2 separate regions of the Mus musculus genome follow, and region 2 is linked to region 1. A link is a loop called in an ENCODE intact Hi-C map of the cell type or tissue named here. Cell type or tissue: gastrocnemius. All regions are shown on one strand. Links, peaks and the distances in the headings refer to the core of each region. The heading gives the core; the rest is flanking DNA. Region 1 holds the start of Gm3331 (a long non-coding RNA gene). Region 2 overlaps Ets1 (E26 avian leukemia oncogene 1, 5' domain).

Evidence for each region. Peaks named below come from ENCODE experiments on the same cell type or tissue, not always from the same donor. Only the 100,000 strongest peaks of a DNase experiment are listed, where the experiment ranks them.
Region 2: it touches region 1 in a loop (6-fold over the local background); 2 of 42 quality-filtered maps call a loop at or near these places.

Annotation. Positions count from the first base shown.
Region 1 is chr9:32,781,562-32,797,967 of GRCm38, forward strand. It overlaps Gm3331 (a long non-coding RNA gene), which reads left to right and starts at 1,585. Exons shown (of 3, transcript XR_379227.1): 1 at 1,585-1,690; 2 at 8,544-8,710. In gastrocnemius, for the core only: no CTCF peak of the experiment used is centred there; DNase peaks (open chromatin) are centred at 5,771, 6,243 and 7,946; H3K4me3 peaks cover 535 bases; H3K27ac peaks cover 3,915 bases.
Region 2 is chr9:32,724,728-32,741,133 of GRCm38, forward strand. Ets1 (E26 avian leukemia oncogene 1, 5' domain) reads left to right here. Exons shown (of 10, transcript NM_001372534.1): 4 at 3,948-4,067; 5 at 5,328-5,528; 6 at 8,222-8,299; 7 at 9,213-9,461; 8 at 13,372-13,632. Among named protein-coding and RNA genes, the nearest start is that of Gm3331, 50 kb to the right of the region's middle. In gastrocnemius, for the core only: a CTCF peak has its summit at 6,107; no DNase peak of the experiment used is centred there; H3K4me3 peaks cover 287 bases; H3K27ac peaks cover 2,826 bases.

The DNA.
Region 1 (16,406 bases), core at 3,887-8,886:
ATTACAGGTGTGACCTCAAAGGCATAATACATCCGTGGTCTCTTCCTTTCTTTTTGTGTTCCTAGTTATGGAAAGAGGTGTTGTAGGTGTAGTTTTACAGTCTATCTGCCTTCACTCCAGGAGCTGACCATACTACCAACTCCTATCCAGTTTCCCTTGAATCCTTGGACAAAAAGTACATAGTTGTTCCTTTTTAATTTGCCTTAGGACACAATTTCTGTGTACTATCTCCCACCTAGAAAACGTGCCCCTATCTATACTCTTAGTTCTGTCTCTCCCACCTTCCCCAAATATCAGTGGGTAGTCACATGTAGCCCCTACCTAACATCCCTGACCATCTGCCTGTAGAAGTGGCCACAGGCCCCAGCTCCTCCCAAGACCTAACATGGTTACCTGGTTCTCCTCTCTCCAAAGCATGGCAAACTCCTTTCTCCTCCTTGTATCGCTGTGCTCCAGGGACCAAGGAAATCCAGCTTTTACCTTCCACCCAGCAATTGACCCATGGCTTTCTTACTGACAGGTCAAGAACCAATTAGGGAACAGGTCTTTTACATCAGAGGTGCCCTCTACAAGGCATCATTCCATCAAGTGCTCCTGACATTATGGGCTGCATTAGGTCAAAGCAATGGGTACCAGCCTTCAGTCCTTGAACAGACATGTCCTCTTGCCACTATATTTTTGTTACCTCCACAGTCTGAGCAACTTGACTGAAATAGCTATATCTAACACGTGCCTACATGACATAAAATCCATTCACTTATTTTGGTAAATTCAGAAACAAAAGAGTCAGGCAGGTTGATACCTATGTGGCCGGGTGCCAGGATGACACAGGTGGAGTGAGAGTTAGGGGTGGTGAAATGCAGGTAGAGCCAGGAACTGCTCCTTGGGGCCCCAGACTTCTAATCTCAGGGACAGAGTTCCCTTCCAGGGGTGACTCAGGACATCTGTTTCCCATCTGACTATCCATTTATGATTTTCTTCTTCTTCCTCCCTCTGACTCTTGGGGTTGGCTGCAGCAGGGAAAACATGTGGAAGCAAAGTTCTCAGTAAATCACCGAGAAGGCTCTAGGGCTTTAGGGCTCATTTTTCACTGGAAAAGCCAAGTCTAGCAGAGGCTAGTGAGGGCTGAAAAAGAAATCCTGGCTTGGGATATCTCTGTGTAATGCGTGGGGAGTCAGGGAGCAGGGAGTATGAGAACACACATACGTGAGCCTGTGAGTGCCTATGTGCATGTGACTATCTGTGCTACAGTGCGGGCTCAGAGCCTTCCTCCTGGCTCCTGATAGTCAGGGAGACAAGCGGCTGAGCCTGGCAGATCTCCTCATACTCTGCCTCGGTCCACTAAACACAAGACTGCTGTCCCTCCATGAGAAAGTCTGCAGAGCCCAGATCAGGTCCAAAGCTCCTACTCTGCCCTTGCCACCCACAGACCTCACATGAAAGTAAATAGGATCTGGAAGCAGACACCCACAAGACTTGGCAGTGTGGTCACCCTGGAGCTGTGCTAGGCAAGGGAGGCCGCGAGAGCATAAAAATGAAGTGTTAGGAAATGTCATCTTCTAGATGGCTTTGGTGGGGTTGGTGGTAAAACTGAATTTCTCAGTCCCGATGCCTCCTTTTGTGTTTCAGCTGCTTTCTATTTAACCATGTTACTTTGGTGACCTGCATCCAGAGACCGCCAGAGTAAGAGGTATGGTTCCATCAGCTGAGGAAATTACAGATGAGTCTGTTAAGATGGGAGAATGTCCGAGCTCACAGGTGCCAAGCTTTTCACAGCTCACTTAGCACACAGCTCTTGGTTCAGCAGACTTTATAACTCAGTCAACCCTTGCTAGAACTAGGTGGAGTTTATCATGGTAGTCGTTAGGGGAAATAATCACTCTCTGTTACAAACTTGATCATTTTTGGAAGAGTTTCTTTTACTGGAACTTAAGGTTGTGCTGGTTCTTTTGGAAGGTTTGGGATCTTCGGGCTTCGGGGGTGGGCCTTGAGGTGCAGGGCTTGGCTTTGAGTATTATCTCTGGTCTCATGTGTTTCTTGGCCCATTTAAATCCTAGTATGAGAAAAGAACTGATTTTCAGTTTAGGGATATTTCCATTGATGAATGGGCCCAATTTTACAGAGCAAATTTAAGACTCATATGATATGAAAAGGATTTCTGTGTCATGTCCAACATCCTGGGAAATGTAGTTTCCAGAAAATGGTGACGGTTTATGAGAAGATTATTGGAAGTGGAGACAGGTCCTGAGAATTGAGGACTCCAGCTTCCCACTGTACAACTGCCTTCTCTACGTGTGCTCTGGATTCTGAGGCAGGACCTCTTCCTTTTTATATTTATTCTAAAACTTCAATTAAAAATGTGTGTGTGTGTGTGTGTGTGTGTGTGATGCCAGGGGGCATGGGTAGAAGTTAGAGGATAATTTATGGGAGTCTTTTCTCACCATGTAGACTCTGGGCATCCAGTTTAAATCATCAGGTTGGTGGTAAGTGCTTTCACCTGCTAAACTGTCTCTCCAGCCCACTCAAACTTCCATGTAACCTGAAGAATAATTTTGTTTGTGCAACTACTATTGGAATGCATTGGGCATTCATTGGCTGAATCAGATGTAGAGGACAGTGCCTGAAACTAGAGTCCGAGGAGGTATAGATAGCGGTGTGTCCACGATGAATACAATGCACAGCCTCCATCCTTGCTAATGATGAAAGTGAGGATTTCCATTAAGAAGGAATTGATTCAAATTATGACTGTGTCTAGAAATTGTCTCCAAAGCTTTTTATAAAATAAAACCTTGTTATGGGGACAACTTAATATACCTAACAGTGGTTTTCTTTAGGATGAGTCATACCAGGCACTCAGAGATCTATAGCAACCTGAATTTGGGGATGATATGGACCACAGACTTGACAGAGATGCACACGCAATCTGTTGAATTCAACCGTGTTATACAATCAACTCAGTGATAAGAGTGACAATATCAGCAACTATAACTTCTAACCCATGTGGAGATCTTGCGGTGTGCTAGGCACTGTCATAAATGGAGTCATTTATTCCTTAAGAGACTCTTTGAAGAGGGGCGTGCTGCTTTACCGCCTCCCACTTTGCATGTAGGCAAGGGAGCCTGCTAAACAACTTGCTCTAATCCGCATCACTAATAAGTGGCTGCTGACTGGATGTTGTTCTCATCCCATGTGCTTCCTGCTTCTCTAGAGACATCTTTAAGATGTAAGTTAACATAGCTCACAGCCTTTTGTGGCATAGCATTTGGTACCTCCTAGCTACTGGAACTAGGAAACACAGTTGGAGCTTAGAGTCCCTAGTGGGCAGTTCTCCAGTAGCTGGGTGCTTTGTAACTTTCTTCCATCATCCCAAGAATAGCTACTGGCAAAATTCCGTGAATCCCACATCTGTGGCTGGATGTGGGTGGGGAAGGGTGGGTCTGGATACGGTTGCCCAACAGAAATGTGTAAAAGAGTATGAATATTCCCAAGACTCTCAGAATATGACCTCTGAGTAAATCCAAGGCAGAGAGTGGAGAGTATGGGTGATTCAATCTCTTCCACTGGCCCACTCACATCAACACATATGATGGAGAAACCAACGTACGTATGTCTGAGGTGGTAAACTCTCCAGGGCAATTCAAAATGATATCCTAGACCCACACAGCTCAGCTAGATGGGTCCAGATCCTGTTTCTATATCCTGAAAAATACCTCCTAGGGGACTACCCATGTGCAGGGCTCTGATATTCTTCATTGTATTCCAAGTGTGGACTTTGGACAGGAAAAGATCCCTTCCCCCAGTCTGCTTCAGGACTATAGAATTGGCCTATCTGTGCCATGTGCCACACTCCACACTTGCAGGGAAGTTCCTTGTTGACTCTTAAGAAGAAAAAGAGGAAAATAAGCCTGTTAGTGTGTTCCAAACCTTCTCACCACAGCAAGCTCTGAATATTAGGAGGAGGTGTGATTCACATATCTTCTCTATAACTGCCAACAAAATGCTGGCCAGGGAATGGGAGGCTTGTAGGCATGAGGGGAGCAGCTTAGCGGAGGGAATCTGTGCCTCCCATCGAAGACTCCTCAGTCAAGATGGCAGGAATCTGAAACAGTGCTACACAAAATTCCGGGTGATGCAGACATTCAGGGACCTAGTGGCTTTCCTTCCACTGTGGACCACAAAGCTTGGGTAGAATCTTGCTCACCACACTCTCCAAGGGACTCCTAAAGTCCACAGGGATGTTTGTCTTCTGCTTAGAAACTCCAAGTACCCCAAAGAAGAGTCATGCAGAGACTTGGTCTTGTTCAAAGGCCTGGTTTATAGTTTGACTTGCCAACGCCATCATCTGCAATTCAAAGTTATGAATGCCAAATCTGGACGCTGGAATTCCAGCATTGGGGAGGCCAAGGCACGCAGGCTGATGGATCTGGCTGGCTGGTCATCCTAGGCAGATGCTGCACTTCAGGTTCAATGAGAGACTCTGTATCAAAAAAGAAATGGGTGGAGAAGGATTGAGGAAGACTCACAACATGGCCCTCTGGCCCTACGTAAATCCCCTTAAAAGTGTGTGTGAGCACACACATACCCACACCACCACCACCACCAACAGTAACAACAACTATAACAACCCCCAAATCAGTGCTTGTCATTTTATATACCAGCTATAAGAGTCAGGTAAGACGCTCAGTGAACTGCATTGGACTACTCTAATATTAATATAAGAGATGAGCATTATTATGTTCAAACAATGCAGTAATAATTTAACAACAGATGCTTATCAAACAGGCACTAAATTAAATACCTTAAGAAAGCATACAGACATATCATTATAAATACAGTCACATAGTACTTATTATTTATCAGGGACTGCTGGAGAAACTCTATAAATAAACATGAAGCTGCTTCTACCTGGAGAGAAAAAAATATGAAAATAATAAAGATAACTTCAGAAATTAATGAATACCACAGAGAAAGCCTTGTAGATGACAGAATTGAGCATTGGGAGCCGAAGGCAGAAATTTCAGATGGTTGGCTCTCTTCTGAAAAGGTGACTTTTGTGACATAGAAGAAGGACATCTCTGTAGGGATGACAAAGTGGAGTCAAAGCTAAGGTCACAGGGCCTTGGTGGGGTGGGGTGGGGGTGGGGGGATTGTGAATAGACCATGAGTGCTAGGGCCACCAGATGCTGTGGGTAAATCTTATTCCCAGTGGAAAGTCACCGGATGGTTTCAACCAAGAAGCAATGATAGAATTCTATTTTTAAAATGACCCTTTGGCCACTGGTAAAGAAGTATTGAGCTAGGTAGGAGTACAAATGAGATCCTACCTACAGCAACTCAGAGGATGAAACAAGCAATCTAAAGAGGAGTTCTCTGTGATTTCACTGGTGTTTTAGGGAGTCTGCATAGCTTTTCTGCCAAGCCACCACACTATGAGCTGTGGAGCCAGGGTTTGACCCCAGGTGGCTGAGATTCCGGAGCTGGTGCTCAGCTCATAGAACTCCAATGTTCTTTCCACCCACAGCCTTTGTAAGCCACTGCAAGGAATGCTGATAATTGTGGCTTACCAGTAAGCCGGGCTACAGAGCACTCCACCACTGCTGGAGGCTGGTTTCCAAGATGCAGGGGTGGGGACAGCCATTCCTTGCCCTTGGCTTGAAGGACTGGCTGGGCCTGGCTTCTTGGGGAGGCAGCACCGACTCGGTTCTCCTGTGGGGTTTTCCATTCCCATCGAGTGTGTCCCTCGAGTGTTTCATTGAGGGCTGTGGCCATGCCATGGCTTCTGTCCAATTTCTGCCACAGTTTGCAAGCCATGGGGCAAAGATGGGGGCACTTCTGTTTGCCACAACAGCTGTCTCCATGGCAACAGCCCGTGATACCACTGGAAAAGTGATTTGTGAGAATCAGCGATGGAAACAGAAAGGCAAAGCTGGGGAGAGCTGTGCATGGAGCCCTGGCTGAGTCTCTGTGCAGTATCCAGGGGGCTGTACAATGGGGGTCCCTTTCAGTGGTCCTTGGCCTTTCCGATTTTTATTTAGGCTTAGCAAATCCAGATGTTCTCCAAATAGCTCATGCCTACTTGGTCCAGATGTAAACTTCATTTTTCATCCAATCTCACAAATATTTGTAATTGCTTAGCAGTGTGAGCCCCAGGAACTCTTTGGGTTGGAGAGGGTTAATGAGGACAAATCCTCCCCAGATGGCTAGCTGCCCTTCCCCCACCCAGGCTTCTCTTGACAGGTCTGAGGCCAGCAGGATCTGCTGTCCAAAGGACCTCCTGAGACATCCAACCCGGGTCTTTTCTTAGAAACAGGAAACTGCCTCAGCCAAGTACAAGTGAAATGAAGCACCCAGAAATCCAAGCACTGCTCCAAACCTGAGGCCTGGAGGCAGATAGAGAGGGCTGGGCTCTGGGAAGGGCTCCCTACTCCTCTCCTGAATGACATCCACCTTAGCTGTGATCTCCACCTTCTTCGGTGATCCTGGGCCATTATGTAAGTGCTGGTTACAACCCCACTGAAATATTTATATCAAAGGTTTCCTTACAAATTAACATAGTTATATCATTAATTTTCATAACTTCATAATTGAATTGGATAAACACTAACCATTGGTGGATGGGATTGAAGCCATTACTGACATACGACTCATGCGTGTAAACGGAGCAGGAAGGAATGGAAAGAAGGCTGTGTTTCTTTTAAGTATGGCAGGAGCCATAATGGAGACTCTCTCAAAAGGCTAGACATTTTGGGCATCGTACTTGCGGAGCAGTTCCATAAGTCCATGGATCACTTTTGAAGCATTAAATACTTTTACCTTCTCAAGGATTGGGGTTTATCTCCCTGATCCATTTCTTCAGAATCTAGTGTGATGGGGATTCTGTGAGTTCTCCAAAAGTAGGCACTGGATGAATAAATAAACATCAAATCAGTGAAATTAACTCTTGGCTCAGTCAAGTTGTAGGAAGCCTATCCTGTGTGTGGTATAGGGAAAGAGGAGAATAAAGAAAGACGGTATGGGTGGTGGTGGACAAGTCTTCCTGCAAGAATGTGAGTAGAAGAGCCGGTAGACTTGAAATCACAGGACTAGCATTTTGTCTTGGCTTTGCGTAGCTGTGCAGTCTCAGACAAGTTGCTCAGTCTCTCTGAGCATGAATGTCTTCGTCTCCAGAGCAAGTGCATTGACACCTGCAGACACTGTTATAATACTCGTTAGTTTAATTGAGGCGGGAGGGAGAGGCGGAACAGCTTGTCTAACCCACGTGGCCTCTGCACACTTCTGATCATCTAACATTTTAGCTCGTGCCTAATGCTCTGTTTCTTTGAAGTGCATGGAGTGCCTTGTTTTTCCATTGACAAGGCTCACTATCTATTTTCCCAATCAATGGCCATCTGACTCCCCTTCTGTATTCTTATCTACAGTCACTTTGCATATATATATCTTCTTGTCTCAGGCATGCCTCCTTTCATTGGGCAAGTGGTTTGACCCCTGTGTGCCTAGCCTTCCCCCTCTGTGACAAAGGCCATCGCTGGAAGCAGCCTAGGACAGCAAGTTGAACAACTTTGAACACATCGTTCTGTGTTTTTGGAGCTGTGGGTTACCATCCGCTGGTGGAATGTGTGCGTGTGTTTCCTAACACCGAGGAGCTGGGGGACAAGTATTAACTAGGGATCTGGGCCTACTCTGTCTTCATGATCAGCTCATGTTCCCCAAACCTCTCTTCCCATCTCTCTGCCCCTACATCCACACCAAAGGGTGCCTCGGGAACAGCTCTTTTAGGGCATCCCTCTCTCCCATGGCACTTGGCTTTCCAACGAGCTGGCCAGCTGAGGGAGTGGTTTCTGTGGTGTGGCCTGCCACATCTCATTTTCCATGAGGGTCACCAGGCAACCGCCAGAAAGTGACAACTCCTGACGCAAATGCTGCTTCACCCGGCGACAGGCTCTGTATCTCATTACTCAGTCTGGGCTGGGTCCAGGCTGGTTACGCCAGGACATCCTGTTGAGAGGGTGGACTGGCAAGTTAGAGCCACACTCAGTATCCTGGGTAGCTTTGAGAGCTGTGCCAATCTAGTGAGGGCCTGCTGGGCAGGGGTGGGACAAAACAGCAAGTTTGAAACTTAGCTGTGCATCTCAAAAGAGTGTTCTGCTTTTCTCCACACCCAGGAGACATTTTTCCTATCAGGGTGTCATGCAGGTAATAAAACGCTGTTATTTAAAAAGTGAAGCCAACATTTCATTTTTTTTTTAATATGGTGATTTATAATGCTGGAAGCAAATATGTTTCCATATTTAAAACCTGTCCGTCAAATAGCAATTTCAGGGAAACTTGGTAGCGGGTATTCTTTCCATTTTAGAGACAGAAAAACCAGCTCAAAGGGAAAATTATTAGCTGATGTTATATCAGGGAGAGATCAACAGAGTCCAGTCTTTGACCTTCCATCTGTATATAACTAGAGCATCAATCTCTTCCTGTCTCCCTCGAACCATGTTTCCTTTGGAACACTAATTAAAGTACACAGTTGTTGTTTATTTATTCATTTCCAGGTCTCTGGGGAGCCTGATGCATGGCAGGTGTGAACAGAGCAATGAGAACACACCTGACCCACCCATCCTTCTGGGGTGTCACTCCTCAGGACAGACTTGGAGCACCTGTGCAAGTCCCGGCACATGAGGATGATGGAGCAAAGCGCAGACGAGGCCAGGGAGAGCAGGTGAGCTTGTCTGCAGGATCGGGAAGAGCTTCTGCCTTACACAGAATGGCTGGAGGTTGCATCTGATTGGCTCCTGGGAAGAGTAAGCCCCTACTCATTCTTGGGCATGCGCTGTATGGTTTCTGGATTGGTGTCTGTCTGCATGCCAGCTGTGTAAGGTATGTGTGACAGATGAGAAACTCTCTGGGAGGATCCTGCCCCAAATCACACAGCTGCAAGTAGGGGAGATGAGCAGGCTGAGGTCTGGCTTCAGAGCTCTGCTTATACATCCACTATGGACTTCAATCAGAGACCTGAAATGGTAATCATACCAAGGCGACTTCAGATGCTAGCAGGGTCCTTTTTTATTATCCAGTTTCCCTTTTGTCTGATCTTTTCGTTTCTTGTTAGGCAAAGACCAGAGTTGAGGGCTCTCAGTTAACATCAAGTGCATGATGAATAGAATCACTGGAGTCAAAACAATCCTTCAAATACCCTCATGTTTAGAAGTGTGCTAAGTACTTTACATATACTATCTCACTTGATTTTTACCGAAGAAGGAGGAGGAGGAGGAGGAGGAGGAGGAGGAGGAGGAGGAGGAGGAGGAGAAATTGTGCTAGACATAAAGGAGTCCCTTCTTTTCAAGGTTCTATTTTCCACGGTTACAGTTATCCATGATTCAACAATCATAGGTAGAAAATTCTAGAAACAAATTTAAATGCTAAAGAAGTACTAAATAGGATCGTCCCTGCTGATTGATGTCCTGCCCTGGATCATGAACGTTCCCTTTGGCCAATGTATCCATGCTGTATAGGCTGCTGTCTCTGTTACCAGACTCTGGCTATCCAGCACGGCTTGCGTGCAGGGTTCAGCACTATCCCTGGGATTTGGCATCCACTTTCAGTCTTTGAATATGGCCCCAATAAGGGGTGCTACTCTGCTACCTTCATCTTCATTGCACAGATGATGAACTTAAGCCAAATGGCCGAGCCTGCCCTACTAATTGATTTCCTTAATATTCAACTCATCTAATACACCAGAGGAAGGCTGTTTAAAGGAAAGGGCAAGTCTAGCTTTTGTAGCAGCATTTTTAGGGACACATAGTATATGCTGTTCCTAAGTGGAGGGCACTGGGATTGGTTCTCCAGAACTGCAGAACAAAAGCAGTCCACCGACTCATTTGGAATGTGGGGAGGCCTCCTGACACATGTGACGTTCTCATCTCACCATTGAAGGACAAGCTCTATCAGCCCTCTGTCTTCTTTATAGGCATTCTTAAAATATACTATTTAATTTAGTTGGCATTTCCCACCCCACCCCCAACCCCCATTTACACTACAAGGTCACTTCTCTCTTGAGAACTGAGCTCTCACTTGCTCTCCAGAAGGACACATGCAGTCCCAGGATCCAACACCCTTCTTTTCATTTGTGCTTTTACCTAGATGCTTCACAGGATTCTGCTGAATAAGCCTGGGCTTTTCTCTCTGCAGAGGGACAGTATAAGCACATCGGACTCTGCTTGCTACTGAGCTATACATTCTCCGCCCCCACAGGGGCTCTTCCTAGTCTCCTCTAGACTGTGAACATGTGTGAGCAGACAGCAAGATTCACGGCTGTCTGGCCTCTCCCAGTCCTCCCCCAGATGAGCTGAAGCCAGATGACAGCATCAGGCAGAACTGAGGAGGATCGATGGCAAGCCAAGAAAGATTGAACGATATCTGGTCCCAGCTTGGGCTTTGGCTTAATCGCTACCACATGAGCACAGGGCTGGCCAGAGAGCAGGGCTGGGATTAGCATGGAGCTTGCTTCTGGGATGACAAGGGGAATGAGAATTCAGTACAGGAGATCTTACAGTGCCCAGGACATGATCCTTTCAACTTTGAGACTGGCATTTGGTATTAACTGAGTGTCTCTCAGTTGCCCGGCCTGGCACTAAATGTCCAGGGCAGTTACCACAACAGTTCTTCTAGCACATAGCTGGAGACTGTGTTGTTGTTATCTTTTCTTTGCAAATGAAGAGCCTAGGGCTCACTGAGACGATGACATAATGCAGTCAGTCATCCATCTAGTGAGTGAGAGGCGGAACTGTCATCAGAAATCAGGCGCTTTCTCCATAGACCCTAAACCTTTACACGAGATATACTTTTACCCATGCTTTCACTAATTCATCCCCTTTTCATGAATCCACTCACTCACTCACTCACACCATCCATGCATTCACGCATTACCTACTATGCACCGGCATACTAATTCGCATATTATTGTCTATAATGGGGTCAACAGGAAAATGGCTTCCTTGGTTTTCCTTCTGTCTGACTACAGAGTTTCAGTCTGGTTTGGTTGCGCATTATAACCACCTGATGAGAGTTTGGTAATCCTGACATCTTAGCTTAAAACATTCTTTCAGATGGAAGTTCCAGCTTTTCTTTTTCTTTTCTTGACAAAACCATGGGTTACTTGGATGTATGTTTTCAGAGCTGGCCATTGGTTATTGGATAGCTAATTGTTGTGTTCTTCTCCCCACTCTCAACCTTCCTTAGTCCCCTGTAGTTTGTGTGAACTTAAAATTTACATGACATTTCTCCAGCTGGGCTCATAATGCTTCCCACAAGAGCCATAGACGATCTAACAAAAACCTAGATCCTGGGCATGAGAAACCCTCTTTAGAATTGGTAAGGGTTGTCCAAAAGACCCCCAAGATTCTTAAGATATAACTGGTAAAGGTATAATCTTAGTTCAGAAGTTGTTCACGATTTAGAAGTGGGGACATGGGTAAATGAATGAAAACTGTAGATGAAGTTGAGATGTGTGACTGGGATGACACTCTGTTTACAGAGTATTGGGGGGGAAAGAGTGTCTTTAAGAGCACCTGAAGAAAAGAAGGTCCTTGAACATGCCGCTCAGAAGAAATGCTTGAGGTTGCAAGTCCAGAGCCAGTGGGTGTGTCTCAGTGGGTATGGAAATGGTACCACCTCTGACAGGATGATTCTTCAAAATGATTAATGCAATTTTGAAATTTCCATGCAGGACAAATTACACCCTTCCCATGACTTACACAGCAGTCATACTTACAGAAAATTCCAACTGCACCAAACTGCACAACATACAAAAATCAAGTCCTAGGTGTTTTTTTTATGTAAATGGAATTAAGTATCGGGCTTAGATAATTTCAGTTTCCGCCCACAGGAATGTCTAGGCAAACATACATAACCACCTGCTGAGGAAGGTGACTTTGCACTGTCTAGCATTGTCCTGTGCATTGCAGGGCACTCAACACTCTTGGCTATTACAGAAATGAAAGCAGACTCAGCTTCATAGTGTGACCATGCAGAGTTCTTCTCAGGTTCACAAAGCTCTTGTGTCAGGGTGGTGTCATATCCGCACCGAACTCCTGATGTAAGGAGAAAACTGAAAGTGTTGCTGAGCAGCTGATGTTAGCACTTGCGTGGAGTCACACATTTTGACATGATCTGTGCTGTCTGACAAGTTACAAACTGCTTTGGCATTATAGCCAAGGACTCTGTACATTCGTGGATGGGCAGCAAGCCCCTGGGGACTCCAGCTCTATCTCTGCAGGTGAGTAGCCTGGAAGTCAGAGCTGCTCAGAGAAGATGTGATGGGGAAGCCAGCACACCTGCATTTCAAAAGGACAGGGACAACCCATCTAAAAGCTGATTTCATGGGGGTTCCAGGACAAAGATTATGAATGAAGCCCACTCTTGTTAATTTTCATTGATCAACATAGTCTGCAGGATTCTGAGAAATTCTTAGTTGCACACTTGTAATGAATAGCTTTTTTTGAAAAGATATAGAAGAACAAATGTTTGAGCGCTTTTGTTACAGCGTATACTTGTTCCAGTTGCTTTGACAATAACAGTAAATAATTCTGAGCTTCAAAGAATTAACAAAAATATAAATCTCTTGATAGGATATAATTATGCAGACTAGAGAAATGGTAAAAGCATCCGTTAAAAGCACAGGCTGCTCTTTCAGAGGACCAGGGTTCAATTCCCAGCACCCACATAGCAGCTCACAGCTGCCTGTAATTCTCATTCCAGGGGATCAGACACTGTCACACAGACACACACGCAGACAAAACACTAATGTACATGAAATAAAAATAAATAAGAATGTATAAAAAGAAAGTAGTTGTACCAATTAATTAACAACATAAACACCAAATGCCTGGTGAGAGAGTCAGACCCTAAATGTCTTGAGAGTTTAAGACCAAAGATCCTGAGAAACAGAGTGATTACAGATTTATCATGGGGCCAAGCCCTAAATGGTAGGTATGGATTAAACATGAAAACTGAAGGGCACCTTCTAGGTGGATGTAACAGCAGGGGCAGTGAGCGACAAGGATGCAGCGATCTGAGTGTCATCTGACTGAATGACGTCCTTGGCCAGAAGAAGGAGTGAGCAGAGGGAGGAGCAGGTTAGATGCTGGCAATAAGGCATCCCCATCAGAATGGGGCGTAAAGGGATGAAGGACCACTGACGATTTTGATCAGACATTTGTAGGACCAAATTGTGTGGATGTTGAAGATAATAAGCCTCTCATATTTTTCCTGGTTCCTATTTCATGACGGACAAATCTTGAATACGGAAACACTCTCTCTGTTTCCTAACCCAAACCTCCCAAAGGAAAGAGAAATGCTTTTCCTCTGATTGATAACTTGGGAAATAAGCCTGGCTGTCCATGATTCAGCCCCCTCCTTCCGCCTTTCCTGAGACAGTCCTGCAGAACACACATAGTCTTGTTCTTGGCGCTCTGTCTTTTGCAGACCTAGCTCCACATGGCAAAGCCTGTGTCCAGATGTGGGTGTGACTGGATGAACAGGTCTGCCTAATTCAAGATGAAGGATTAGCAAGCCCTCTTGGCTGCAAGCAGCTGCACTCGCCACGGACGATTCTGTCTGTAATAGAGCTGACATTTTGATCCCACCTGTCTGACTCCAGTGTTTCTCTGCTAATTAATTCTAACTTGGATGGAAGATGGCTGGTATTTGCTAGAGATAAAACATCCAATCAGACAGGGGAAAGAAATGTTTTAACCATTGAAAGACCCTTTAACATTCACTTTTAAGAGTGAATGCCTAATATAAATTAGACTTATAAATAGGGTTGTTTCTGGAATAATTCAGATCCTAGGGCAATTGATAGAGAAACTTCAGGATGCTTTGAGTCAATTTTTGACAACTGGATAACTAGGTCAAATCCGGGTTGTCACTTCTTTTTGTAAATAAAGTCTTATTGAAACACAACCATGGTCACCCACTGACATATCATCTATAGTTATTTTCACATTTTGATATACTCATTAGTATATTTACTTAGCCATGGATTTGGTATGTGTTATCTAAAATATTTGAAAATATTTTGTACGTCATGCTTTTCAGATTTAGAATATTTTCAGATGCATAATTAAATGTCGTAAGGATGGGCCCCAAATATAAACAAAAATTAATTGTATTCTACACACACACACCATATGTACTTACCCCAAGAAAAGTTTTACACAATACTGAGAATGACTTAGTGCATTCAACAACATTTAAAAGTGTGAAGTTTTCTATTTATGGTGTCATATCAGAGCCTCCCCCAAATCGTGGATTTCAAAGAATTTCTCACTTTGTTGGTTTGAACTCGAAAATACTCAGACTGTGTGTCCATTTATCAGAACTGACCAAGTGCTAACAGAGACCAAGTGGCCTCCAAAGGCCCAGAGCCATTTCTGAATGTTCATTGAGACTCTCCTGCCATTTGTGTGTTTAATTTTAGCTTGCAGAGGCATAATTTGCTAAGTTGGAAATTTGAGGTATCCCATGAAGAGAACGAAGGTCCTTTTAGTTCTAGCAAAATATTGAATATTAAAAGTTAAGTTATATATGAAATAAATAGCCACAGGAAAATCTCCCACATTAGTCCATTCTGTCCAGGTAATCTTTTCCAGTGCTGTTGGATATAAGGTCTGTGCTCATGAAATCATCTGCTTTGGAACACAGGCAATTTCTGGGACTCCCCACTCAGGCCCACAGTAGGCTCACAACTAAATTTTGGGAGTACTATGTTCTGAAGCCAGTGTTCATGAGTATCCACTTTTTGACACATCAGCAGTTAAAAGCTCTGGTTCGGTTCTTTCATAAAAACTCTGTCACTGCCCTTTGTTAAGGACAAGAAAGGATCCTAACCTTGTAGCAAGTATCATAGGAAAGAGAAAAAAAAAAAAAACCATGTGTAGATGAGATTGGATTAGCTATAGACTGTGTGGTCAATTTATGAAGTTATCAGTGGCATCAAACAGAAGATAAAATTCTCTGTTGGGGATAATATGCAACAATTCTCTGGAGGTCTGATTAGAATTCAGCTGAGGGCAAGAGTGTACTGTTGAGAGTGACGATATTTGGGAATCTCCAGGAGTGTCTTTTCCATTAAAGGAACAGTGTCTGTATTTGGGAATCTCCAGGAGTGTCTTTTCCATTAAAGGAAGTGTCTGCATGTACATTTCTTGGTTTGTGCATGCCACACTGGCTTCAAGCTCCCAGTCCTTCTGTCTAAGCTTCCCTGATGCTGGGATTTTAGGCCTGCACCACCATGTCCAGCTTGAGCACTTATTTTGATATCATTTGATATCATGGTCAGCTACCATTTATCTCAGGGCGCCTCACATGCAGCTCTAGAAATACCACTGAGTAAGCACATCTCGTAACAAACACACCTATTAATTTCCAGTATCTAAAAAAAAAATAACATGAAAGAAAAATATTGGATAGAGCCTTTTGGGAAATCTAGATAGTTTTGGTATAACTTTTTTCCCCGTCAAATGGGGTATGATGTTAGACAACAAATTCAAAAGCAAAAGAGGAGAATAAGTCCCCGAAAGCATGAAAACATTAGCGCGTGGCTGAATGTATAGGTCAATTTGTGTGGATCATAGTGACTGGATAGTTGGTCAAGCTTAATCCTGGACATTTCTCTGAGGGCATTTTTTTGGATGAGGACTTCTTATAAATAATAAATCAAATTGCTCATCACAGTGAGCCAAGGCCATATCCCTTCAGTGTAAGTCTGAACAAGTCTTGTGGAATGACAAGTGCTCTATGTATACATAGTCTGTTGCTTCTCAATCTGGCTGCCTATCATTTGACATCATGGTAAAGTTTTTAGTAATCACAGAAGAAGGAACTAAGAACAATTATGTTTATTTTCATCAATCAAAAAGAAAAGGAAGAAAACTTCCAGCACATCAAAGCATAGAACAATTTTGCTTTGAGAAAATGAATGTCTGCTCACTGAGGAGATTGCTTAAATTGTTAAAAGCTAACTAACTAACTAACTAACTGACTGACTGACTAACTGACTAACAAGGCTTGCTAACCAGTGCTAAGAGACAGCTAAGTACTTCAAGATCAATCACACTTTAATAATGAAAGCCAGATTCAAGTTTTTATGGGACCCAATATTTGATACATTTCTCCTATAACAATTATTTTATGAACATATGTAGCAAAGTGGCAAACTTCATTAAGGTTTTATTTTATACTTTTGTCAGATTAAAATTTATAATAATTTAAAAGAAGACTCATAAAATTAATTTGTCAGAACCCTTCTACAACTTTGTCAGTATGTCAGTCCCTGTTATATACATCTGAGATCTGCTTTCATTCTCTTCTGTCATATTCTGGAAAAGGCAGTAAACTCAGTTTAGGGGAAAACT
Region 2 (16,406 bases), core at 5,103-10,102, 56 kb before region 1:
GGCTCAGTTTATAGTAGTCCTACCGACACTCCATTAGGCTTGGCCTACATTTTCCACACGTGGCTCCAGCCAATTTCCACTATCAGGAAAGTTCTTTTCATGGAGTTTTTAATCTAAGGGGGGGGGAACAAAGACACAAAGGAAAACCCCTACAATTCAAGTTCCTGAATTTACATTGGATGGGAGAGAACAGAGTTGATTCAATGGAGAAATACTGAATTCACAACAATAATTGTTGACCGATTGTGTGTGAGCACAGCATCTGAGGATGGTGGAGTTCTCCCTGCTCCTAAGACAAGCTCCCTGCTTAGCCTGAGGGCTTCTTTCTCCAGAGTAATACTGATGTGTGCTCTGAAGGAAGAGACAGTCTAGATTACTAAGACACTCTTAGTTTGATGAAGTAAAGGCAAGCTGAGAGCATTGATGCATTTCTCAATGACCCATTTGATTATTACGCCATTGTTTGAAGGGCTGGATGTTATATAATCAGCAACCATCACTTCCCCAAACTTGTTTTATTTATTTATTATTTATTTATTACTCCAAAATCTGGGATTTCCCACCGTTTTGTCAGCTTTCCTGGAGGGCATGTTGATGATTCTTCCATTAGAACTTGTTTGGCATGTCCCAGGGCAATGCAAACACTCTGGGGGACTTGAGATTTCTTGTCCTTGGCAGGGACTGGGAGAGCAGCCACGGTGAGCCATCTTCCTAGGCTGGCCCAGACACTTACTTGGCTGCTCCCTGGTAGTGTGGTTGGAGACTGTGCTCTGTCATGCAACTGCATGACAACTGATGGGTCTGTTCATTTTGGCATTCAGAGGCAATATATTAGCTCCTTTTCTTAGAGGACACTAATTTTCATTATTTCCCTTATATATGTTCAGGAATTTTCCCTCCCTCCCTCCCTCCCTCCCTCCCTCCCTCCCTCCCTCCCTCCCTCCCTCCCTCCCTAACTTCCAGCCAAGGCTGGGAACACGCTAGCTGAGGAACTTAGGTAGTATTCTCTTCTGGACCTTAGTCATCTTAACACCAATTTCTGCATGTGGTACATTGATAGTTCAGGCTTCTAAAATTCAGGGCAGTGAAGGTAGTCACTTCAAAACGTCACAGAAAAGCTAGGTGGGATTAGCGCTGGGGAGAGATTGACCCAAGATGAGTCCAGAGGACGCTTGATGTTGGCCCTGTGTATTGGGAACCAGGGCTTGCAAGTGTGGGAGGGTCTAACCGTGTGGGCTCTGGTGATACCGGCAGGTCTTCAGGATTTGAAACCTCACTGTCCTTTGCCATCCACATAAATTATACATTGGGACTTCCTGTGTGCACTGGACGCTTGCTGCCTGTCTTACCAGCATTGCCACTTATGTAGTCAAACCACTGTTGTCTCCCAGGCAAACAAATGCTACCACTTTCTTAAAGGTGACCCGGCAGCTACTTATATTCACCTAGACCTCTCTTTACACACCAGCCAAGGCAGTCTCCTGGGGGAGCAGTGTGGGGAGGCCATTCCTCTGGTTAAACTAGAGCAGCTTTCTGTTTTCCTCAGGAAAGGTGACCTGTTTGATGGTCCCCCTCATCCCAGCCTCACAGCAGACAGCTCACCTCCTGATCACACTGATTCAGCTGACGATCGCTCATCTATTATTTTTTCTTTTATGTGTTACAGGGTTTTATTTCTTCCCCTTTCTGTAAGTTTAGAAATTAAGTTTGCTCTGTGAAAATTTCATATATGTATACATATATATGTACGTGTGTATGTATGTGTTCGTGTGTTCGTGTGTGTGTGTGTGTGTGTGTGTGTGTGTGTGTGTATTCTGATTGTTCTTCTCTTCCTACTGTTCCTGTCAGTTCCCCCCTAAGTTTCTTTCCTAGACATGACTTTTGTTTTTGACTGGGTGACTCAATTAGTTTAATCAGGGCCATCTGTGTGACTTTTGGTTTAGTAGTATATCCATCGGAGCCTGGTGGGGTCACCACTGAGTACACAGCTAAAACAAGGACACCCATCTCCCTGAATCTGTCACTTAGCAAATAGTTCACAGTGCAGGGCAGGGCTCCCTGGGCCTCTCACAGCCACACTGGGCCTTGGGGAGCTTATTTTTGTGACGAGCCAGTGAGGGCATCCACAGCTGCTGTGTGTTTGAGATGGCTGTGCCTTTTGTAACGCTTCTCTGTTTGTTCTATTCTAGCTCTTCCGTTATTTCTGCTTCCCCTCCTACTTTGTTGCCTGCACCTTAGAGAGGATAGTGTAAAAGTCTTGTTTGGGGTTGAGCACGCATCTGTCACATATTGTCAGCACCTTGTGTGGCTACAGGTCTCCTCATTTTCCACCATTACTGCAGAAGAGCCTTCTCTGATCAAGGATGGGATTAGCATTTGTTGATGCATATAAACATAAATAATTGGAAGACAGTTTGATGCTATGCTGGTTTAAGTAAACAACAGTATTCAGTTACCCCTGAGTTTTTGACAGGGCTTAATGTACCAGGCATGGATTCTGTCCTGTGGAGTGGGCCTCAACAACAGAGAGCAGTTGGCTACTCTGTAACGGCAATGCCAGTGTTGCCCAAGTAAGCAGGTCTTGTCTGCTAGCTGAACTCATGGAGTTTGTAGGGTTCACAGCTGTGTGAGAGCACTCCTGCCTTTCCTCCAAGAGTCTGCATAGCGCTCTCTAGGGCTGTGAAGACTAGCTGGAGGGGAGCTTCCAGCTCAGTTTAAGCTGGCTGTCTCTACGTCATTCAAGGAAGGCAAATGGTAACATTGTCTCTACTACTATGTAGTATAGTGCGCAAAGTGGCATTAGAGCATAAAAAGGAAGTAAAAGGCATACACATAGGAAAAGAAGTCCAAGTATTCCTGTTTACAGGCTACATGACAGTGTACGCAAACAGAAAATTCCTAACCAGATGATTTTCAGCAAAATTAACCTACACAAAAAAGTCAGTTGTCTTTTTATATACCAGAGACAGAGGCACTGGGGAGGAAATCAGGGAAATAATTCCATTCACAATAGCCTAAAACCCCAAACAAAAACAAAACCAACAAACAAAAAACTCTTGGTGTAACCCTAAACAAGGAGGTGAAAAACCTCCATTCATCTTTCCCATACCTCCATTTATGCTGTGCCAAGAATTGTGTAGCTTAAGATGAGGGCTCACCACTGGCTTTTGTGTTGAAAAGCTGACCCATGTGCTCTGATCCAATAGGCCTCCAGTAAAACTGAACATTTGTATCTGCTCATTTCCAGGTGAGGCTGACATGTCTGCTTGGGGCACCACACTCTGAGAACAGCTAGGACAGAGTGTAGTCTTCTTCTCTAGTTTCTGAGTGCTCATCAGATCTCACCGTCCGTCCCTCTGCCAGAGGCAAGGCTTTCCTGTCCTCTGGAATAGTTCCTGTTCTGGGCTAGCATGTGCCTTCTCTTTGGAAGTCCTATTGGCACTGTATGTGAACGTTCGTGTCTGTAGATCTTTAATGCCTGAATCCACTGCAAGGCTCACAATCCACTCTCTCGGCCAGCGCTCTTTCTGTTCTCTTCCCATCCCCTGCACATTGCAGGCACTAAGTAATTCTTGGTTGCATGAATAATATTGTTCCTTCTTTCTATAGGTAACCGAAAATGCGTAGTAGCACAAATGGTTTCAGTGAATAAGAAGGATAAATGGGGGAGGGGCGTGGGTAGTGGAAATCAGAAGAAGAATAAGCATGTTTGTTCGCCAGGATTCAGAGTGTTGTAAGCAGGACATGGGGTTGGTTCTTTTTTCAAAGAGGCCTACCTAGTATATTGTGGAAAACCCCTTCAGTTTTACCTGCTGTGATGAAGACGTGAACACAATTCTTTCTCAGCTTGCATTCTCTGGCTCATTCACACTCTTTCATTCTTCATGAGTGGTTAATTACCTATGCGGGTTTTGTTTTTTCATATGCTGCCTTGTTTTTCCTTACAGACATGGAATGTGCAGATGTCCCGCTGTTAACTCCGAGCAGCAAAGAAATGATGTCCCAAGCCTTGAAAGCTACTTTCAGTGGTTTCACAAAAGAACAGCAGCGACTGGGAATCCCCAAAGGTATACTTTTGATCGTAGGAGAAAGGACCACGAAGACTGGATCCTTAGGAAAGGCTCGTTTGCTCTCCTGTAGCAGACAAGTTTGGAAAAAATTTATTTTAGAGTCACGATGGGTGACCATGGATGAACCCAGGGAGCTGTGGTGCTTATTATTTATATTCTGCTCTCTTTCATGTACTTTGGCAAACTATGCTTGTGCTTTGGGTGTTCCAATCTAAAAGGGTTTTCTGAGAATGGAAAGAGTCTGGAGTTATCATAAAGAAGTGAGCTGTGAATTGTCAGCTGTCCCTAGAACATTTCCTGGACAGTCATGAATAGGCAAGCTGGGTCTTGTTTTTATTTTGCTTTGTTTTGTGTTGATGTTGTTGTTGTTGTTAAGAAAGTTGAAGGAAAACTGTCTATAAATAACACCTCGTCTGACTGTAAATAAAAGACTTCCAGCGTGGCCAGACCAAAGTGTTGTTTAGATTCTTAGAATACATCTGCACATTTTTTTTTACATCTTCTGTTTACAACTTTACCCAAAACCTCGGTGGACCACAGCTCCAAGCATCCTTTGTGGACCAGAATGCCAGAGCATAGTGACTTCTGAGCCCTGAGTGTTCCCAGCATCTCATGCAGTTACTTGTGGCTCAGGCATCATTTGAGTGGACGTAGAAGCCTGCTGCCTCCTGATTCCTTTTGGTGTCATTGGCAGGTACAGCTCTGTCAAACCTTAGGTCATGTTCATGAAGATTACATGGCTTCACTGCTACTCAAAGCTGTCCCTGTGGTCACAAATAATGATACTTCAATGACTTACCATTACTAATTGCTGTGATTATTATAAAACCTGAGTGGCTAAGATAAAAAATAATTGAGTATAAAAAAATCTCAAGTGTATTGCAGCGTTGAGAGCAGAAAGAGGCATGTGCAGTTTGTGGGAAACACTTTCCATTGCTATTGCCATTAAAGAAGGCATAGTCCCTTATCTGGGGGCTTTTGATATTTTTTAATGAGAATCAGGGTGAGAGAGGAGATCAATGGAAATCTTGGCCTGAAAAAAAAAAAAGCAGGGAATTGCTGTTGGCTGATTTTAGCTCCTCCTAGCTGAGGAGATGGGAAAGTGGGGTGCTAGATGAGGGAGGAAGAGTCTGAGAGGTGCTGGACAAGATGCTGCTCCCAAGGTGTAGAGTAACTAGCATCGTCAGCTCTGTTTCGGCCCTTCCCTGCCTTCTCCCAGCCTGACCTACTATATCCTCGCTTGGCCTCTCTTCTCAGACCCCCGGCAGTGGACAGAAACCCACGTCCGGGACTGGGTGATGTGGGCTGTGAATGAGTTCAGCCTGAAAGGTGTGGACTTCCAGAAGTTCTGTATGAGTGGAGCAGCACTGTGTGCCCTGGGTAAAGAATGCTTCCTCGAGCTGGCTCCAGACTTTGTTGGGGATATCCTGTGGGAGCATCTAGAGATCCTGCAGAAAGGTAAATGTGTGCAAATGGGGAGGGGCACTGGGTGGAGTTTCTCTAAGAGTAGGAGGAAGGCTGGCCCAACAGTGGGATGCTCTTGCTGTTGTTGCCTGTGGGTGTTCAGCCATGGTATAGACGGTATGTGGGGCTGTGTTTGGCTCAAAGCAAGAGCTCAATACATGTTGGCTTATTTTCTTCTCTGCCTTAGGAGTTCATATTTTATTTTTTTTTTAAACAAGATTGTACTTCTCTAGCATCTTGTATACAATTCGAGTTATTTTCTTAGACCCATACATTATTTGAATAAATAGTGTCTGAACTTAAATAAATCTGGATATATAAAACAGGAGTTTCACCTGCTCTGGAACGTTTGATATATACTCCGTTGGTCTGTGGTGTATTCTCTCTGGTAACAGGAGAGTACAGCTTTTCCAAGCCCATTAGCAAGACAAGTTTCTCTGCCAGTCACTGGCTTGGGATTAAGGCAGCGTAGAATACCTTTTACATTTGGAGCCAAAGCTAGGGTTATATCAGGACGTGGTGTTGCAACCTTGTAATGACACAGCCTCCTCTACTGGCCTGGCCTCTTCTAACCTTTTTGGACCAAGTGACTCATGTCCCGTAGCTCCGGCTGAGTATAGCAACAGCAGCGGGCCGCAAACTTGGGTGTTTCTGTGCTTATTTGTCTAAATTTCTTCTTAAAATAAATGGCAGTTACCAGCAGTCAGCAGTGCCCTACAGCTGACTGTAAGCCTAGAAGCCTGCTGCCCTCTGTAACCAGGCCCACCCTTTCCCTGTGGTTACCAGCCTCAATCTCTAGGCACAGCATCTGGGGGCAGGGCACACAGCTCAGTCCATGTAAGACCTTCCTTTGTTTAAGAGAACGAACACCTCACTCTAGAGACCTAGAGACCTAGGTTCCAATCCTCTGGGCATATGAATGTGGTATGTCTTCCTCCACCTCAGCTTCTTGTCGAAACTGATCCCTGGATGAACACAGTTAAGGACTTGGTAGCTCTTCCTGTGGCTGCTGCTACTCAGGACTGGACAACTGCTCGCTGTAGGAAGGGCACTGGTGCAGACCCCTAGGCACTGACATAATTGACCTGTTCATAGGAGGATAAAGAAGGATGTGGCAGACTCTACGCAGCACCGGTTTAACTTCTGTCTTCTGAACACAACAGCAGGTTGCACCAGACCATGAAACCAAACATAGTCTGTCAATATGGTGCTTCTGTGAACTCTAAATGAATTCCTGCAGTGGACGTACCCAGAGCTGGGGGTAGTCTCGGTCTGTCAGAGGCTGATCATGGTCTGTTCATATCCTTGATTCCAAAGTGCTGCCAAATATAAACTCTTGAAATTAGCCACAATCAGTGATCGACCCTTTAAACTTTACTTACTTCCAAGTCTGTTTTCGTTTCACTTCTCACCCAGTGCTCTTGCTGTGATGCTCCGAGGAAACTCTACCACTGAGACAGGATTAGACTATTGACAGTGTTCATGCAGAGGAGCATTGTCAGGGATTTGAAGTGAAGCAGGGTGTAATGGAGTCGGTGTGAGGAGGCAAGTCCGGTCATCCTAGCCAGGGTCCCGTTGCTTGAGGCAGTAAAACTGTCAGGCTATGGATTTCCGTTTCTGAAGGGATGACAGGGACGTTTGTGCGTAGGACAGCGTCCCTTCTGTTGATCTAACAGGAGCAGCATGGCAGCCAGAGAGCATAGCTGCTTGGGGTGGAGCTGGAGGCCAAAGGTGCAGGGGATGTTTGAATCTGATAAGCCGCTCAAGCAGTGTGTAATCATTTTATCTCAACTGGGAACTTTTTTTTTTTGAGTGCAGGCATAAACTTGTTTTCCCATCAGCCTTTGCTCTCAGGAGGCTAGCAGGTACCTGAGGAAAAACCCGTATCAGCAGTCTCTCTTGATGACTGATCTTTGCAAAGAAATGCAGTCAGGCTCTGTAGAGTGTCGACAGCTACTGCGATTGATTCTGGGGTAGCAGAGTACCCCGAGCCCCACTGCGAAAGATCGGCTCTCCGCTACACTTTATTTCTTCCTGGGTCCTAATGAAGTTGGAATCTAGGCAGTGTGGACGTGTTGGCTTCTGTTACTTTACATAAGTCCTCACAGTTCACTGAGTGGCGTCACCTTACCAGAGTCCTGCTTCTTGTCTGGGCCTGAACTTGAATTCTGAGAACAATGAGAAAAGCAGAATTCAAAAGGACAAAAACAATCCAGATATCTGCAAAAAGTGGAGGATACAAATACCCACTTGCCTGAAGGCTAGCGTGTGTTCTGAAATGGGTTTTAGTCGACCCGTTTGAGTGTTAGGTGCTGATCTTGGTCCTTGAGACATCCCCACACTTGAGCCTGAAGATTCAGTTCTCTGAAGGGAAACAGCAAGACACCACCCAATAGGGATGCCCGTTCTCTCAACCCTCAGTGATTGCCCACTGGGTCTCCTCCCAAGATAAATGGACCAATCCCGTTTCACAGCTGCTGATATGTTAAGCTCAGCCGTACTTTAGTGATGTCATCCTGAGATAAGGCTCCATCCAGACAACCAAGACCCCAACTCCTGTAGTGTGCTTACAGACTTCCTAGAAAAAATCGGTTGAGATTGTTGGGGTCCTTGTGTTTTAAGATCCTTGCAGGTCACATGTCACTTGCGTGTTATCTTCATTTTATTCCCTGGTTTGTTTCTTACAGAGGATGTGAAACCATATCAGGTTAATGGAGCCAACCCTACCTACCCAGAATCCTGTTACACCTCGGATTACTTCATCAGTAAGTGCTACTGTCCACTCTGCCTCTGTCTTTTTATGATAGGGATCCTGGAAAGGCTCCCTGGCTTAGTTGATCCCAGATGCTTCAATAATAACTCTATTGAAAGCAATATAATTTTAATTATATTCTGCTTTTTGTTACTTAATTTATGACTTGTCACATAGTACATCACTAAGTCTATGTGTGTTTACCAGTCTACAAAGTTCCTGCGAGTGGGAAGGAATATACCCTGGGCATATTTTGATCTTATTTAGTCCCATGTGTGTGAGAGACTGGGAGAGATTTGATTTTGGCCTACATGCTTTGCTTAACTATTATTAAAGATGATCGGATTTGCTATGGGATCCTTCTGGATTCCCTGCGTGGGCTGTGTAGCATCATAGTCTGTTATAGAGAGTGAAACTTTGTTTTTAAAGTGCATGATAGCTTAGTACACTATAGAGGTATCCAGAGAAGAACAGTATCATTGGCTTCTCTGATGGGCCTGACTTCAAAGGTAGTGTGAAACAGGTGTGGTGTATATATTTTTTTTCCATCTTCTGGCTTATTGCAGTTTTTATTCCAATGGCAACATTCACCACATATCTGGAGTTTATCAAGAGTGCCAGGAATGTTGTAGCCATTGTGCCTATACACACAGCCTCCTTTATTCTACATCACAGTACTCTGAGGAACACTTAACCAGACTTACTGTACAGAGCAGTAAATTAAGGCAAAAGGGAAGGTATCTTATCAAGGGCTGCAGGTAGCAAGTTGTGCATCAAGGTTGAACCCAAGTCCTTCTGATGTACTCTTTACTTCTCTATTAAGGGAGTCAGCTCACATCACATGGGGGGAGGGGGGCTTGATAAGGAGTGAGAATGGATTCTCTCAGGTCCCAGTGTCTCCAACTGTAAACATTCTCCTTTTCTAGGCTACGGTATCGAGCATGCTCAGTGTGTTCCTCCCTCAGAGTTCTCAGAGCCCAGCTTCATCACAGAGTCCTATCAGACGCTGCATCCTATCAGCTCGGAAGAACTCCTGTCCCTCAAGTATGAGAACGACTACCCTTCTGTCATTCTCCAGGACCCTCTCCAGACAGACACCTTGCAGACAGACTACTTTGCCATCAAGCAAGAGGTGTTAACTCCAGACAACATGTGCCTGGGGAGAGCCAGTCGTGGTAGGTCAATTTTACTTTCAGACTCCTTGGCTGTACAAAAATTGCCTCGGTTCCTTCATTGTCCAGGTCCCGTTTTGCTCACTTATCACTCCTTTATTCACCAGTCTTAGCTTTTCATTTTTTCAAGTGTATGGACAAGAAGACTTTTCTGCCGTGAGATTTTAGCTTTATCCAGTATGATGACAGAGACCTTGGGGTCCATGATGGAACTGAGCATGGCAGAGTAATAATCAAATGTGTTATCAGGGTACACGGTTTGCCTACATATTACTTCTAGTTGGACTTTGAAAGGCAGGCTGCAGTTTCTTTAAGATAGTTTTGCTTGAGATCATAATCTTGAAATTTGGCCTGTGCTTTGGCAGCCTTTCAGGGTTCACCTGGGTCATACTGTAGACCCTGGACTGGTACCCGGGATGACCCTCGCTGCTCATCCTGGGAAATTAGCCACTTGTGACTTCTTTGGTTTGGGAAGATACAAGATGGTTAACCAGTGGTTTATTTGGAACTGGTCATCAACAGCCTGGTGAAAGTATGTATTTAGCTAGGAGACCAGGGGAAAGGTGGCCAGTGGCTTCCAAAAGAAGGTACTCTTGTTGACAAGGCTATTATAGCAGTGATAAATAGTCGCTGGCAGTGAAGTCAGTGTTTGAAAATAGGTCTCGCTGACCTGATGCCCCAGAGGTAAGATGTACCTGATGTTGAACCCATGGCCTTGAACATCGCACTCTGAGAAGGAGCCTGTTCTGATGATCTTGTTGCTGAGAAAAGTGAAGTCTGATAGAAGGAGGGCCTTCTTCACCCAGGAAAAGCCTAGTAGTTTCTGAAAAGCCTAGAAATGACTTTCCTGGTGGGAAAGTATTAAGACAGGAAGAGGAGAGTAGTGATTCTTGCTCTCCGAATGACTCCCCGTGCTACCTGCTCAATGTGACCCATCCCTCCTGTGCTAGGGATGCTCTTTAACTGCAGCTCCTCTTTGCTCCCAGCCTGCCTTGCGAGAGCTCTCTGGCCTCGTACAGGGAAAGTCCCTGCAAAATCAGTACCCAGAATGTCCATCTTATGCTCCTAGGTTGTTTTTGTTTTAAACTAAAGGGAATGGGTGGGACCGGGTCTGTCTTCCCCTTTTCTGCCTGTCTTATTTTTGGGTACATGTCTATTTAAATACATACCCTCAAGTGTGTGCATCTGTGCACTTCTTCTTAAGCAGGTTGAAGCCTTAGCAACATTTTTTTTCCCTCGTGGGGCTGTCTCTCTGTATATTTAAGGAGACCGAGTTGTGGGTTTGGGGTTCAGCCGTGTTGTAAATCTGTGTACATCTGTAATCATACCACTTTACAATTGTGGCTGGTTTTGCATTTGTGGAAATGCCCTCCTTTCCCTTTCCTCATCTTGGTTCTTGGATCCTCACTACCCTTCAAACCCTATCTAATGATTATAAACCCCAACTGATCCTTACCGAAGGACGTCAGGTATTTCTTTGTGGCTCTCCTGTCCTTCAGTTCCTCCAAGCTCAGGCCACAGACTTAAGGGGAAGACCAGCTTGTGCAAGCCTGCTTGCTGCCTGGTAGATGTGCTGTGACACGGCTGGCCAAAGGGCCATTGATTCTGACTGTTGTGATTGGTCTAGACTGAAGACATTACTGTTAGCTGACTATTAATAATCGCAGTATTCAGATGCTGTGTTACAGTATACAAAGTACTTCTCTGTCCCACTTATTTGAGCTCTAAGGCCTGTCTTTGTGTAAGTCTTTTCTGTGGGTGGCTGTGAGGCTACCCGTCTCCTGTTCAGAGTGCTGTTCGGTGGACTCAATTAGCTTTGGAAGGACCTTGCAGAGGCTTTTCTTAGAGAAGACAGTCAGTACTAGTCTCAGGGATGCGTGCCTCCCGGATCGAACAGAGAAGCAGAACCTAATCCTTTTGGATTCAAGTCAGTGTTTTGGGGAAAATACCCGTTAATGAAGGCTTCCAGCTCCAGGGTTGTGAAATAGAACTAAGACTAAAGCTGCCCTCCACGCTAAACCACAGTCTGAACCGAGAACCATCTGGTGAGGCTGCAAGAGAGTGGTGACGCCTACCTTAGCACTTAAGCTAAATGAAGCCCTTTCAGATCCTGGCCCTCCACATACAAAAATGGCTGAAGAGATAAGAAAAACTCCAAGAGCCTGAAGCATAGGGAATACCTACTTATGGGTGACTCAGAGGGCAGGCCATCCTCCGTGGAAACACGGTTTTCCTTCTTAGGCTTTTGGTGTGTTTGTGCTAGAGTGAAATGGAATGGCAGTTAGCATCTATAGCTAGGATGAGAACACACCTTTGATGAGATACCAGGGAACTCTCTGCCCTGCTAAGAAGCCCGTGGCATTCCGTGAGGGTGGGGGTGCTGCTTTCCTGAGAAATTTAATGTGACTTAAAAAATGAGTAATGGAAAGGGACTAGTTTGGTACAGTCATGGCCACTCGTTCCTTAGGCTCTGATTTGCTTTGTGAACATTGCCTTCTTTTGAGCAGAGGGTGGAGTGAGAGCTGGCATTTCTGTCTTCATCACTACAGGAGAGAGCAGAAGGGCAGAATGTTCACAGCAGACATACTTGTTTATCTGGGACTACTTCTTTAATTTTGAGAACAATAGCTTCCCCTTGTATTCGACTTTGATTTGGGAAGCTGCTTCTGTCTGAGCATTGTTTTCTTAACCAGTCCTCAGCCAGAAAGAAGCTCGCTGATGTGGTTGGAGAAGACCCTCTTCCTCTTCAGGGTTTAGCCAGCTTCGCACGGTCGAGAAGCGACTTGAGGGCACTCCTGCACAGGCTTTTCTTACCTCTCTCCATCTCCTAGCGTACGTTGGGTAGGAGTGGCCATCCCATCTCCTGCGGTCTGCCGCGAGCTGCCTGGGAAGCAGCTGGTCATTGGCCGTAACAAATGTTCCTGGGGTCCCTTGTAATTCTTCAGTGTATTTATTTTCTCTTAAAGCTTCCATGTTAGCCCCCCCCCCCCCTTTTAATGCCATTTTTACCAGTGGAGACTTCTCCAGCAATGCTTGCCCAACTGCAGTGGCTGTGTATAACCAGCTTGGGGAGATGAATGAACGTGCATGATCATGTGGTCTGTTCAGAATGCTTTAAGCAACTCACCCTGTGAAGGGTTTCTGACCCTGCTCTGGGCCTTCATTCTGCAGCCACCCCTTCTGCTTCTCCTGCCCATGGAGTTTGAATTCCAAGTTCTAACTATACCTCAGAGGGTAACTGATACAGTTTGCTGCCTGCAAGAATGACTGAGCTTTGTTGGGTTTTGTTTTCCTGTCCCTGAAGGCACCCCATAACTTCTTTCTCCATTTGAGAGTCATGAAGAAATGACTTACTATGTGGGGAGAAAGTACCTAAAAGGTAAAAGGCTTTGGTTCCAAGGACAAGGGACGCCAATCTGCCCTTAATCTAATAGAATGTTTTTTTTCTTATGATCAAAACATTTTACCAATGGGCCTTCAGAAATAATTCCATTGTCTGGAGTTGAAAAAAATAATAATTTGACAGTGTTTTTTTTTTTTATTAACTTATTAAATCTACTGTAGTAACCAGAAATCTCATGACAAGTAGGGCTCCAAGCTTCTATATTTCTGGCTTTAGAATTCTTGAGGTCCCATCCTCATGACAGTTCCGAGGAGTAGAGCCTTACTTTGGCTACTATGCTCAGAACTATAAGCCAGGCAGTGGCAGCAGCACTCATGTTGTGGCCAGGCCAGCATCCTTTCCCCTAGTGTAGACTCAGGACTTCTGGGACTCCTGTATCCCTGGGCCCTCTCTCCCTTCCTCCCTGTCCAGATCTAATTAGCAATCTGTCCTCCATAAGAGGGATTTTACAGCTGTTTTTTCCCCAACCCCTCTTCCCTGCCCTCTTCCTACCTCCTCATTTACCTCCAGGTAAACTCGGGGGCCAGGACTCTTTTGAGAGCGTAGAGAGCTACGATAGTTGTGACCGCCTCACCCAGTCCTGGAGCAGCCAGTCATCCTTCAACAGCCTGCAGCGGGTCCCCTCCTATGACAGCTTCGACTACGAGGATTATCCCGCTGCCCTGCCCAACCACAAGCCCAAGGGCACCTTCAAGGACTATGTGCGTGACCGTGCTGACCTCAACAAGGACAAGCCTGTCATTCCTGCTGCTGCCCTGGCTGGCTACACAGGTAGGCACCCAGCCCCTCTCTAGGTGGCTAATTGCATGTTTCTGTGGGCCAGGTCAAGTGTAAGGCACAGAGACCCAGGGGCGTCCCTTTTTAGTTTTGTGAAGTGTAGATGTTTCTGAAGGGTCTTTAGTTTCAAGCCATTCTGCTTGTGAGAAGCCACTGATTTTTGGAAGCCAATAGTATCATTCATTCTCAAGGGTTCGCTTTTAAGAGTGGTGGAAATGTAACTTTTGAACTTCTTTCGTGTCTGGGGAAGGGACCTGTGATGACTGGGAGTTTCTGGGAACTGCCTCATGAGTAGTATGGAGGGACTTTTGCTGGCCTGCTCTGGGGAGACCTTTTCAAATACAAAACCAGACTTTTGCTGGCTTTCTCAAAGGCAGAGTTGAAGGGCCTGCATGCCAAAGAGTTTCACAGTCTGGTTATCATGGCAGCCTGCTGACTGAATGTAGGAACAGAGATCTCAGCCCTAGCCACCTCCTTCCTGGGCTTCCGTAGCCAAACACTTACCAACAACAGCAGCAATAGTAACGACAACAAGACCACCGCCACTACACTTTAGGATTGGTTTCCTTCCAGGTGTGAAAGCTATCGTTAGATTAGTAGGGATTTCAGAAAGAACCCAGAGAATGGATGAAGTTCACCAAGCTAGGGCTCGGATGAGAAGCTCATGGTTAGAGCCAGGCATTTCTCCATTCCAGTGAGCAGCAGCTCCTACGGACTTAACCTAGGAGCCTTGGGAGAGCTTGAGAAATATTCAAAAGCATCGCACAATCCGTGTGCTAAGCATCAGATCCCCTCTACAAGGCGGTAGTGCTTTCAGGGCTTACAGAGTGCACTTGAGAAGAGCCCTGGTTAACCTTTGTTAGTCCGATGTTGTTTTGTGCCATCCTCTTAAGATGTCTTCCACTGGACAGGCGTGGGCTCTGTGTGCCTGGAGATGGGCAGCAGACATGGCGGTTCTGTTGACATAACTGAAATTTTTTTCAAGTGGGATAGAATAGTCTTGGAATTTTTCTGAAAATTAAGAGATCCTTAAAAGTGAAATTTATATACTTAGAAAAATTATTCCTCCTTTCAAGATCAAGAATATGTTCCCTATATTGCACTCCACAAAGCCCCTAGCTAGGGTAGTCATTGCATCAAAGGGTGCCCAGGAATTAAATCCATGATTGGGAGTGGCAGCAAGGACCAAATGAAGAATCATGAGAAAAGGACAAACTTGAGCACCTTCTTTTTTTAAAAAAAAAAGATATTAGTAGGGGGCCTTGGCACATTTCAAGAGGATCTTTTCCTGTCTCTGGAGAGCACATTATTGTGAAATTCACTCATTTTCATTGAAGATATCCGAGATGAGAAAGAGTACAAGAAGTCTTTCAAAGTGTAGAAGAGTGGAAGACTTTGCAATTGAGACTAGTCTCTCTCCATCTGGATGCCATGATGGAGTGGGGAGGGGAGAGGGCTGCTTAGAGGAAAGGACAAAAGCTAGGGTAGTGCTCAGATAATAGAGGGGAGGGGAGGGGAGGGGAGGAGGGGAGAGGGAGGAGGGGAGGGGAGGGGAGGAGAAGGGAGGGGGAAGGGATCATCATCCCTTCACTTTCTCAAAGACTAAGCCCTTCCAAATGAAAAAAAAATGAAGGCTTGTCCACATTTAGATTCTATTTTTTTTTTTTTTTACAATTATGGATTTAACTTTTTCAAACTCCAGTAGTAGTGAGAACAATAGACCAGAAACCAGAAGTTCCCTGCACTCTCTCTCAGCTTTCACACACTGTGTGATTTTAGGCAAATTCACCTTGTACCTTTTTCTACTTTAGTGAAGTAGAACTGTTCACCCTTATCCCGACAGTGGGGGACGTGTGAAAGCACAGTTGAACCAAATCGATTAAATAAATGAGTGCTAGACATTGCGCTAGACATGGTGAGAAGAAAGCCCTACTTGTAATAAATTGATTATTTCAGAAAATGAGCACCAACTGGGTGTGGATAAGACACCACCCCCACCCCCACCCCAAGCAGAGTCAGTCTTATCCAGTTTATTCTACACGTCCTTAGACTTGAACTAGAATCTCTTGTTGCTGTGGTCTAAATAATGGTTGGGATTTGTTAGGTGTGATAGCAGACCAAATTTTGGCAGTTTCCCCCATGATCTCTGTCTTCAGGGAACACTTCCTGCCTCCACTACAGGTTCCCTGAGTCTGTGACCTGGTGGCCCCATCCCAGAAATAGGGGTGGACAAGGGATGGAACGCATCTGCCTTGTGTTGTCTCTTACCTGAGGTGATGGCTGCAAATGGGGATCTAACTTCATGCAGGCATGTTAGGATGACCTGGCATTTGGAAAGTACTTAGAGAAGTGGAAATCACTAGGTAACTGTTGGCAGTGCTCTTGACATGTGTATAAACACTGCACTAGTTTCCTGTCTCTCGTTCTGTCCCCTTTCTGTCCTATAAAATTCAGTTGCTGAAGCTTGTGTGTGACCTATAATAGGGGCACTCAGACTTCTGCACCATGGCTACCTGGTCTGGACTACATACATGTGCTTATCATGGCTGCCTGGCCTGGACCACGTGCATGTGCGTATGTGTACCTAAGTGAGAAGAGCATCTCACCACACCCCTAGACGAGGGACTGAGGTTTCAGTCCTTCCTGCCTCTACAGGAATACGTTCTCCTCCTTCCTGTGAGATCTTAGTTACTGCACTGTAAGTGTGGAAATCAGTTAGAGATGGAATTTTCACATTCTCTTGCACAGTTACATTCTTCCTTCAAAGA